Linked DNA regions of Mus musculus: region 1 is linked to region 2. A link is a contact called in ENCODE Hi-C or POLR2A ChIA-PET data. All regions are on one chromosome and are shown on one strand. Each heading gives the region's core, a stretch centred on a gene start or an enhancer-like site at or near the end of the contact. The rest is flanking DNA. Distances are from core to core; before and after follow the strand shown.

Region 1 (6,092 bases), core at 1,535-4,034, 64 kb after region 2:
CCGTTTCCTTTTCTGTCTTCTGGTCTATGGTGATCACTGGTCTCTGTGCCTAAGCCAAGGCCTAGAACAGGAACTCTCGTTAGGTCCAGGGCTTCCTTGGCCAAGTACAGCCCACTGGTCTAAATAACCAGGGCTAGTCTGTGTCAAATATTTAGTCAACAAAGGAGAACGTGAAAAGTTTTCATTAACTAGTATGGTGAACAAGAGGGCTAAACCACTTGAAAATAAGAATTGAGAGGTCTCAGGTACTTGTCATAGATAGGCTGCCTATTTCAAAGAAAGAAAACAGAGGTTCTAAAATACCCTAGCTTAACAAACAAATACTCTTCTGTTCTTGCCTGTTTATATAGGGTCTTCCAGGGAAACTGTTATAATGTATAACAGAATGAGACTAAAAATGGGTTTTCTTGACCATCATTAATAACCACTGTTAACTACTTTAAAGAGACATGAAGATTAGTGGATGGCCAGCTCTCACTTGATACACACCAGCGTGGCCTCGGGTGAATGAGGATCATATCTGCCCAACACCAGGCCGATGCATCCATGCTGTTATCTACAGAGAAGACTGTTGCCACAAGCTCATTACAGAAGGACATTTAAGCCTATGGCAGAAATGCATGCATTGTACTGGGTAAAATAAATATGGACGATCACATATATATAAAACAATGATTTTAATTTTGTATCTTATTTTTAAAAGCATACATATTCACAGGAATAAGAACAGAAGCCTCCATACCAAACTATTGCCAGTGGCAACTTCTAAGTACTGCTTTTTAATTTTCTTTTTATTTTGTTTCCTGGTAGTATGAGAAAAGGACTTTTTATGTAGCCCTGGCTGTCCTGGAACTGGCTAAGCCAGCCTCAAAATCAGAGACCCACCTGCCCCTGCCTCCTGAGTGCAGGGAATAAAAAGTGTGTGCCATTTTCTTTAGGACACGCATGGCAGATTTTTATGTAGAATCAGATAAAGAGGGAAGCACTGAAACTGGTGGGGCACGCCTCTCATCATGGCACTGGGCAAGCATAGCCTGTTTCAAAACAGTTATGTATTAGTTAACAGGAAACAGGAGTAGGGAGAGGAGGGAGAGGGTGGTAAGGAGTGGAAGAGCAGCATTTCACTGTGACCAAGGACAGGTATACAAGCTAGAATTCTGAAATTTGTATAAGAATGGTAGAACCATCCTCCTCTGTGGGATGCTGAGGTCAAATTCCAGTCCCAACCTGCTATGTGACACAAGTACAAAAACAAGCTGACCCAATTGCAGCCACCATCCAGAGAAGCCTACACTGAGGACACAGCTCACAAGCAGACATACCTTCTAACCTAAATCTGAAATGCCGCGCCGCCGCCCCCCCCCGCCCCCCCCCCCCGCCCCCAAAAAGGAAGCAGCAGGGCCAATAGAAGCCACCACTTCTCCAAGGAGAATGCTGTCACCAGAGCTTCAGAATGCCCTTGTGTGGGTGTGAAATGTAAGGACATTCTCTGTAAGGCTGCCTCCTTAATGTCACTGCTGTGTGTAGCCAGTGAGGCAGAGTTGACCAGTCTGTGAAGTCAGAGAGCTAACATCAAGTATGGACTCCTTCATCCTCTAACCACATGATCTCAGGCAAGGTTCACCACGGCTTCAAGCCTCAGGTTGGTTCCTTTCAATGGCCTGCCATACCTAAGTCCAGGATTTTAGTAAAGATTTTAAATATTTATCAGTGGGACCGAAGATGTGGCTTCGTGACCAGGTACTCGACTGGCATAAAAGAGGGGCCTGGGTTCAATTCCCAATACCGGAGGTAGAAGGGGAAAAAATGGTTAAAGTATTTGTCAGGATGGATAGCCACTACTAACTCCTTAACATGCCTGAAGCCTAAGCACAAAGACTTTTAAAATCACGAGTCCCCTCATTTTAAACAAAGACAACAAAGTACGGATGTCATGCTCCTAAGATTCAAGTCTGAGTGCCTCAGGACAACTCCTCCGGCGAGATCCGACAGCCACTGAGTCCACACATGGCGTCCGGGTGGATGGCTTGGGGTTTGTTCCCATTTGGTCACCTCTACAGTACTGGGGTGTCACCCTGGGGCCTTGCGAAAGCTGCAGTCCCATGTGACCTCTATTAAAAAGGCTTCATCTGCTGAGATACTTTTGTGAACTACATAAGACCTCCAGAAAATACCGCGTCCTTTCCTCTCTAGCATCTGCTTCCCTAGCTTTACGCTGGACAAGGTCAGAATGACAGCAGCCACCACAGCAGAGCCTGCATCAGAAACAGAGTATATTTCAAATAAGTTCTCATGACAATAATCTCAGCAGAGCGATGAAAATAGTAAAAGGTGAAAGTATTAATATTTAATCCTAATATGATACAAAGTAAGACCGTTTGAAATAGGAGTAGCACATATTTTAAAAGTATAGTTCCACAAGAATTAAACAGATGTCTTAAAATCCAATCTCAAAAGAAGGAGGCAGCACACCGTACCATTTCCAGACAATGGAGTACAGTCCAGGTAACACACCTACCACCAGGTCCGAGGCAGCCTCAGGGACGAGCATGTTAAGTACAAAAGCCAATGGAAGCCTATTTGGAGGGCACCCACTGGCCAAGGTTCAACACCATCTGCTCTGTCCCAAGAGAAGTTGCCTGTGAGGTGTCCAGTCAGAAGTTCCCTGTCAAGAGCACCTGGCCAGAGTCAAGCTTATCACTGCTGCTTTCCTTTTTGTCCCCTCAGGCAACCGGAAGGACCATCAAAGAGGCTGAGTCAGAGCTAAGGAGTGACATTCCAGGAAAAACAACTGTCTGGCCTGTGGAAAGGACTGGCTCCACGCCCACTGAGCACCTGTCTCTGACTCAGGGTCATCCAGATAGGCATGGCAGGCTCAGGCCATGCTCTCCCTCGTTACCTCTGACAGCTACGGTTTCACATCCAGCAACTGGCTCTTTTACATGTGTGCTGGTTTCTCAGCCAGGGTCATGTCAGGTACTAAGTTTCCAAGCCAGACAATATGGTACACTCCTATGAACTCAAAGGTGATCTCAGACCAAAGGGACAGACAGTTTAAGGCTAACTTTGAAACTGCATCATAAAATCCCAAAGCTAACCCTAACCTTACACGTGCAGGAGGCTGGCTCAGTAACAGTAGCAGCATTATGAGGGTAAACAACTTGAAAAAGAGCTGCAGTAGCCCCTCCCCCACACCTCACATCTTGTGTCTCAGCTTTTTGATTTTGTACTTCCTTCATTTTTATTAGCATAAAGCACATATAATTCATTTTCCTTCATTAAAAACTAAATCCTTAACCCTTGTGGTAAGTTTAAATGAGAATGGCTCCCACAAACTCAATGTCAGGTCCCTAGTTGGCAGAACTGCTTTAGGAAGGATTAGGAGGTGTGGCCTTGCTGGAGCTATGTCACAGGGGTGAACTTTGAGGTTTCAAAAGCCCAGGCCAGGCCCATCTCTGTCTCCAACTTGAAGAAGGAGAAGAAAAAAGTAAGCTCTCAGCTACTGTTTCAGCAGGCAGGGCTGCCTACCTACACATGTTTCCACAAACTGTAAGCAAGCCCCCAATCAAATGCTTTCTTTTATAAGTTGCCTTAGTCCCGGTCTGCACAGCCAGAGCTACAGAAAAGTAACTAAACACTCAGCTTCTCTCTTCCTCTTTCCCTCCCATTTTATAATCCATAAGGCTCTAAATCTTTTTGAGGTTCATCTAAAGCCGATGGTGAAACGCAAGGCCATTCTAAGCCTCAATCACAAATTATCAAGACGCCATTCCTGAACCTTGCACTGAAATAACCAGTCTACTGAACATGACAACAGGCTTAACTCCCCCTCCCCTCTGGGTGCCAGGGACGGAATCTAGAGCATCACAGATGCCAGGCATGCGTGCGCTCAACTGCCCAATCACACCCACGCGTACTGAGAAGAGACAGCTCAAAGGACAAAGATGCTCCACTTTGGATAGTTGTAACATCTTTTAAGAGATCACGTTTGGCCCATCATGGTGGAGCAAACCTTTACTCCCAGTACTTGTGGGAAAGAGACAGGCAGATTTCTATAAGTTCACGACCAGCTTGCTGAGCATAACAAGTTCCAGGGCAGCAAAGGCAATACAAAGAAAGAAAGGAAAAAGGAAAGAAAGAAAAAGAGAAAAGAAATCATGTTCCACCTGCAATAACTAAAACCAGAGGTGCAAAAAAGCAGCTGTCCCAACTAACTATACTGAGACAAAAATGTTAAACCCTAGACCCCTCTTGCCACTGTAAAAGTATTCGGTTAAAGCTTCAGGTTAATGCAGAGATCTACATTTACGTAATATAAACCATACCACCTCTTAATAAAAACAACAGACGACCTATAAATCCAAAGCCCCATGGATTTATCTCAACAAGACGGAAATAATACATTCAAATTTCCACCAAGCCTCACCTTGCTTCATATGACAAAAGTCTCAGCTTACCTTGAAAATGAAATACTATTTGGAGAGTAAAACTGCTAGTGTTTACTCTGGGTACTAGTGCACCAGTCACCTGTCAGGGGTGCCAAAAAGAAGCGGACAGGCTGGGAGATGGAGCTGCAGGGCGGAGGACTTGCTGGGCACGGCTAAGTTCCTGGGGCTCAGTTCCCAGCACCACAAGATGAATTACAAAATAAGTAAATAAAATCAACAGAGAAAAATGGATTTGAAAATTATTTCTGGAGTAGCTCTTTTAAGACTTTCAAATGTGACTTTTCAAAGCCATACTTTGAGATTGTAGGTGGCCATTACAGCTGACCCCTCTTCTCCAGGTCTCCTTTAAAATAATAGTGCATCATGATAATGACAATCCATACAGTCAGGAACCCCAGAAGCCTTCCCACAGAAGACAAGGGACACCAGGGGCATTGTGCTGTGTGTGCTGGTAGGACAGAGTGACAATAGAGATTGAGGAGCTGAGGTACAGCCAGCAAGGGTTCCATCAGGACTAAGGGACAGGATTCCAAAATAGCAGCCAGCCTAAAAATCTACAGAATGTCTGGATTCTTACCTTCTACCATTTACAAAAATTAAGTCAAAATGGATTTGAGTTGTAAAAAGTAAGAATTGAAACTAAAATTCCTAGAAGAGAATAATACAAGCACAAGACTTCACGGCAAGCAATTTGCCAATGGAGCTCTTGGATATGATGCCAAGAGCCCAGCCAACAAAGCAAAGCATACCAGGGTTAAATGGCAAGGAATCAATAAACAGAGTGAAAGATGGACTGCATTTGCAAACCACACATCTGAAAGAAATGGACAGCCAAATGTGAAGATCTCTTAGCATATAACACTGAAAAATCCAAATAACCAAAAATAGACAGAGCACAGTGCACTTGCACAGACGTCTGATAAGCAAATGGTCAACTGTACATGAATGTATGTTCAACATCACTAAGCATCAGGTGAAGCGAGACAAAAGCACAGGCAGAAGCGGCCTCCCACACATAAGAACAGCCATTAACAAACCCAGACAATAACAAGTGGTGACAAGTGTCACCTGACCTTTTTGCTGTTTCGTGGGTTCCTTTTTCTTCCACCTTTCTCCACCCTTCTTCTCCCTCCTCCCTTTCAACCCCCTAACACCAGGTAGGAGAGAAGGAAGGCTAGAGAGGAAGGGGACACAATGTTGTTAGAGTACTTCCTGCTCATTAGGGGCCCTGAGTTCCTTGGAGCAAGTTTGCTCTTCAACATGAGGCTAATTTCTTTTCATCTATTTGCATCTGCCTACTTGACAAACTGCAACAAACCACAACCAGCAATATCCAATCAGCAGCTAGCCCCCTTTATCGGGTCTCTAGCATTGATATATGCCCTGAAAAGTTCCCAGAATTCATATGTCACACGCTCACAAAAAAATGTCAAAAGCACACCCCAGCTAGAACATGAGGCAAATCATAGCTGCTGTGGGCAGTCAGAAGCAGCTCCATATCCCACACCTGAGATTAAAACAAGAACACTCTTCTATTGCTGTGTCTTTAAAAACAAACAAACAAACAAACAAACAAAATTCTCACTTCAGACAAGATTGTGGAAAAACTGGAACCCTTGTACACTCTTAGAAATATAAAATGCT
Region 2 (5,606 bases), core at 2,663-5,162:
AAAATCTTCCCCTTCAACATGTTTCCTTGATCTTAGTAACAGGAGGTCTCACTCGCCTTCTTCTCTGGCAAAACATGTATATGCCCAACACCTCACAACCTCTCCTAGTCTATGAGAGCCCGTCCAGTTTCTCCTTGAGACATAATCAACCATCAATAACGCTCCTACTGTGGGCTCCTCCCACTCCCCCCTTAACCACTTTGTATGTCTATGTTCAGATCCTGTGGATTGTAGCTGTTAAAGGAAAGGCTTGAGACTGTTACACTCAGCAGCCCTGCTCGGGTCCCTGCCACCTACATACCCACCTCTCTCGAGCTCCCTTCCTGCCATGCTGGTGTTCACTGACTCACCCCACTAACTGCACTGGCCACCTGAGCAGGTCCCAAGTGCACCAGGTGTGCTCCTCTCTCACGCTCCCTCTCTCAGGGTGTTTGCACTTGTGGCACCTCTCAGAATATCCTTCCCCAGATATCCTGAGAATTCAGTTCACTCTCTTGCTTTAATATTTTGGTGCAAATACCCTTTGCATCAACGAAACCCCTCTAAACCATCACTTTTCATACTCCCACTATTTCCTATTTTTATTTCTTTAATATCTTTGTAGCCTGAGGCTTTTCTTTGACTAGAATGCAGAGTCCAACTAGGATACAGGCTGAGTAAGAGGCAGGCCTTCCAAAGCCTGTGCTGACTCATACTGATGTCAATTTGAAAGAACCTAGAATCACAGCCGGGCGGTGGTGGCGCACGCCTTTAATCTCAATACTTGGGAGGCAGAGGCAGGCAGATTTCTGAGTTCGAGGCCAGCCTGGTCTACAAAGTGAGTTCCAGGACAGCCAGGGCTACACAGAGAAACCCTGTCTCGAAAAACCAAAGAACCTAGAATCACCTAAAAGACAACTCTCCGGGGGTTGGAGAGGGTGTTTTCCTGAGGCTCACTGGGGTGGTAAGAGCCACCATAACTGTGAGGAGCATCATTCCATGGCCAGGGGTCTCGGGTTGAAGAAAAAGGGGAAATGGAGCAGATAACGGGTGCTCATCCTCTTGACTGTGGCTGCAAAGTGACCAGCTGCCTCAAGCTCCTGCCACCATGGCGGACTATGCCTTGACCAGTGTGTAGAAACCAGTCCTTTCTCGAGAACCTGAAGTTGCCTTCGTCAAGGACTTTTGTTACAGCAGTGAAACTAATATATGGGCATCTGCTAAGAGGAGCAGTTAGTTCTACAGCGTTTCCTGGGGAGGTTCTGACGCTTTCTGCTTTGCTGGTTGATGGAAGGTCTTCCCTCACTGAGCCCCCCCCCCTCCATCCTGCAGTACACGTGATTAAATGGTCTCATTCAGTAGCTCTGGCCTACCTGAAACTCACTGTATAGTACAGGTGTTAATCCTCCTGCCTCCTCCTGCCTCAGCTTTCCAAGCAGTAGAGACTATGGGCATACACCACCATGCCAAGAATTTCCTGGTCCACGTTTGTGTTTTTGTTATAGAAGCCCCCTTTCTTTGTGTGACTCTGGGTTGACGTGAAATAGGTTGAGATTTGATGGGCCCTGGCTGGTGTCTGCCTTTTCTGTGGCTGCTATAACAAATAACACAAACTGGATGGCTTTGAAACAGGAAGTTATCCTCAGTGTGGGGATTAGAGGTGACTGTGGGCCATCCTAATTCTTGCCCCTCTTCCTCTCAGCTATGGAGAAAGATCTACTCACTGCCTCGCAAGCATGCGCTGCCTTTTGGCATCCCATGATGCTATTCAGCTTGTGGTCTGATCATTCTGCCTTTACACTGTCCATGGCCTCACACTGCCCATCTCTCACCTGCCCCACATAAGGACACGGGTGCTCACACGCCCATATCTTCCCCAGAAGAGTCTCTCATGTGATAGTGGAGTCATTTCTGTGTCTTTCTGAATTCTTTTCTCACATTTTTTCCTCTGTAAAGCCAGATAGCCCCTCCACCCCCCAAAAACCAACCATTTCAAACCCGGTGCACACCAGAAAGAGATAAGCAGGAAAAAAAATAAGAAGCCTACTTCACTTATTTCATTTAAAGCAAGAACCACAACTAAGCGTTTTAAGTCATCACACACTATAAACAATCTAGCTAGTAAACTGCATGTTCTCTGTATGAGCACGGAGCTGGCAAGCAAGCAGGGTCTTGACACCGACAATGCCAGAAAATCTGACCCAGGCCAGTCTCTCCCTTTACAGCCAATCCCAGCAGCAAGGGCTGAACTGTTTAACAAAGCCCAGGGAATACACACCATTTACTAATCAGACGGTCTCATTCGTAAGTACGCCACTCTAACACGCAATTTTCAGCTGAGCAGCACAGCAGTTTGCCCAGAAAAGGCTCTTACTATCCGAAGGCTGGATGAATACATATGGCGAGTTGTTACTAGTGTCGAGTGAGTCTGAACAGATCTTTTAACTACCTCAGCTCCCACCTAAGAGCTACTAGACACCAAACAAGTACCCACAAGAATGCCAGAATAGCACACTGCACGCGAAGCTAACAAAGTATCCCCAAGGTTTCTGTGCTCAACAGTGTACTAAACACTATGCATCCATAAGGAAAGCAAGTTCTAACTAAGGAAGAGGGGAATTATATCTTATGTAATAAGCAAGTCCTACTTGGAAGTAGGGCATATGGAATGGAATGAATCAATGTGTGAAAAAGCAGATTAAGTCTGTGTCCAGTGTAAATTAAAGCAACAGCCAAACATCATGCAAGGAAGGCAAGGTCTTAAGGGCTGTGACAGACCTCGGGGAACCTGAGTATGACAGGGACTTGCTCTACCCCTGAGCATGTGCCTAGTGCCATTCATCCAAATCTTTAATAATGTTTATGCTTCCGATTTTTTATTATTTCTTCTTTCTTCTTCTTCTTGTTTTTTTTTTTTTTTTTTTGCTTTTTTGTTTTTTTGTTTGTTTTTCGAGACAGGGGTTTCTCTGTGTAGCCCTGGCTGTCCTGGAACTCACTCTGTAGACCAGACTGGTCTTGAACTCAGAAATCTGCCTGCCTCTGCCTCCCAAGGGCAGGGATTAAAGGCATGCACCACCACTGCCAGGCTCAGATGTTTTATTTCTTAATTATTGGAAAGTTGGAAGCTAGCCTGGCTTACAAAATGAATTTCAGGCCAGTTTGGGGTACATGGCAAGACGCTGTCTCAAACACACACACACACACACACACACACACACACACACACACACACACACACACAGGCACATGCATGTGCACACATATAACCACAGAATGTTCATGGCTGCACTATTTTTAAGAGAGTTTTTCCTCAAGTATTTCATCCATTTCATTACAATCCACTGCTGTGGTCTAGCAATAGAAGGTGCCCCTTCACCATGGAATACATGTCATTTGAATGAATGTAGCATGACTTACACACAGCAACCTGTCATAGGGTTCATTTTAAGATGTGTTTTCTTAGCACAGATAAGTAGACATATATACTTACATTTATATATGTACATGTCCAGAAACATAGAGATTCTTGTAGGAAGATGGGTAGACAATGGGAGAGAACACAGAATTCTAGCTTTTTACACAGGATTTATATGTCACAACTAGATGCCATGCTAGTCTTTGAAAAAAGTGAGAGCTGGAACACAGAGGGAAAGCAGAAAGAGGGAAAACAGAACAAGAATTGCCTAAGGATTCAAGTCCAGGGTGATATGTCCCTTTAAATGTGAGTGGCCACCTGGAACAGTGTCAGGCTGCCATGGGCTTACCATAGCCCATCTTCTTGGAAATCTCTGTTGCTGGGACACTGGATAAACCCTGTTAATACCAGTAGTCTTGGCAGGGCATCAAGGAAGATGGTGAACAGCTGCCTCCCTTAAGACCACAGCAGACATTTTCGCTACCAGTCCAGGGGGCAAGCTCCTTCCCTCTGGAGCCCTGAGACTTTCCTAAGTGCCAACACTCCAGTGCTCTTCAGAAAGACTCGGCAAGTCACCAAGATCTAGCAGAGCACACAGATGGACTCTTCAGGTTTGTTCCTACACATGGAGACTCAGGTTTCTAGAATACAGATTTAGAACAAAACCAAAACCAAACCTACCCTGATGGCTGTGGAGGCACAAGCCTTTAATCCCAGCACTCAGGAGGCAGAGGCAGGTGGTGATCGGTTGAGCTGGAGGTCAGCCTGGTATACAGTGAGTTCCAGGACAGCAGGAATACACAGTGAAAACCTATCTTGAAAAATCAAACCAGAAACAACAACAGAAAACATTTCCTAATATTGTAAACGCAGTTAAAGACAGCAACCATGAGCTCTAGAAAAGAGTCTGACATGGCCTGACCAATCTGCAGCTGGTTTCTAAAAACCCAGACTAGAAAGATGCCTGAAGTTCTTAGTTTGTCTGTGATACTAAGGCTCCTCTAAGGTCATGAGACTCAGTGTAGAAACCTTCCTGCTGTCACCTACTTGCCCCAGCCCCAACCTGGACACTATGAGAGGCTGCATTGGACTGAGGCATGAATGGCTCAGAGACCATTCAGAACTCAGTGCCCAAATATTAACATGCCGCCTCCCGGAAACGTCAACACCGAGATTTACTTACTAGCATTTACTCTGAGCTTCGTTCAAGGTGTTGAGTGTACTGGTCTTCCTATCGAAACGAAGGGACATGAGACAAATATTTAACTGAGATTTTAAGACCTAGATGCCGGGGTAAATAGCTCAGCTGGCAAAGAGCTCGTCACACAAGCAGAAGGATCTATGTTTGAAGCCTTAGCACTCCGTGAAGAGAGGTTATGAGAGACACTCCACTCTAACTTCTGGCTTCCACTCGAGGACACACAGCACATACACAAATAATACACCAGTAAGACTAAGTCCTGTGTGGTATAGGAGGCACTGACTAAGAACACTGTTTGCAGGACCACTCAGGAGGGAAATGTTCTCAATGCAGGGAAGTGCTGCAGGGGCTGCTGGGAGCTCCTCTCCGCCACAGTGAAATATCCCATATCTCTTGTGCTTCAGTGAGACAGTGGGCAGACAGCAGAAAGAAGAGACAGTGCACGGCGACTGTATGTTATTTCTCTTACTATTTTCAGCTCATTTCAGCTTAAATTGCTCTTGGCATTAAGAACCTGCTTTTCCTCATTATCTGAAGAGTTAGCAGTTTTCAGTTTGAAATGATGAATGTTCTACAAATAGACAGCGTCCATCACCGCTGTGAATTCCCACCACCACTGCTATGGTATGCATGTGTCATGCATTCCACAGGCTCCCGTGTTTAAAGGCCTTGGCCCTTGATCCCTTTAGGGAACAAGGTCTATAGGGGAAGTAGCTACTGGAGGGGGAATTCTTATGTGTTATATCCTGGCCCTGGCTCCCACCCTTTTAAGTTGTCTCTGTCGGGTATACTGTTATAGAAGTGAGAAAGTAACTAACTCCTACTAGACTGTACACTAGTAACTCCTGCTAGATTGTACACTAGTAACTACTACTAGATTGTATACTAGTAACTACTGTTAGATTGCTGCAATCTGGGGTTGGGAAATTTAGCTGAGTGGGAGACACTTGCCTATCAAGCAAAGGCCCCAGCTTTGGTCTGCAGCCAAAGAGGGGCTGGGTTGGAGGGCTG

Evidence for each region. Hi-C counts contacts between places; a loop is a spot of excess contacts on that map. ChIA-PET counts read pairs that join two places held with the same protein, here RNA polymerase II (POLR2A).
Region 1: POLR2A ChIA-PET joins it to region 2 with 17 read pairs in embryonic stem cell. The contact joins two enhancer-like sites. A Hi-C loop is called at or near these places in 1 of 37 maps with a recorded cell type or tissue (gastrocnemius). POLR2A ChIA-PET finds 5 or more read pairs at or near these places in 4 of 5 experiments (Patski and embryonic stem cell).

What each region holds. Positions count from the first base shown.
Region 1 is chr19:32,239,586-32,245,677 of GRCm38, forward strand. The region is part of intron 4 of Sgms1 (sphingomyelin synthase 1); the gene reads right to left. Among named protein-coding and RNA genes, the nearest start is that of Asah2, 140 kb to the left of the region's middle. Within about 2 kb of position 2,785, at least 1 of the 3 ENCODE cell types and tissues checked has a DNase peak (open chromatin) inside an H3K27ac peak, as active enhancers do; it is gastrocnemius, where a contact is called at or near this core.
Region 2 is chr19:32,174,471-32,180,076 of GRCm38, forward strand. The region is part of intron 5 of Sgms1 (sphingomyelin synthase 1); the gene reads right to left. Among named protein-coding and RNA genes, the nearest start is that of Asah2, 74 kb to the left of the region's middle. Within about 2 kb of position 3,913, at least 1 of the 3 ENCODE cell types and tissues checked has a DNase peak (open chromatin) inside an H3K27ac peak, as active enhancers do; it is gastrocnemius, where a contact is called at or near this core.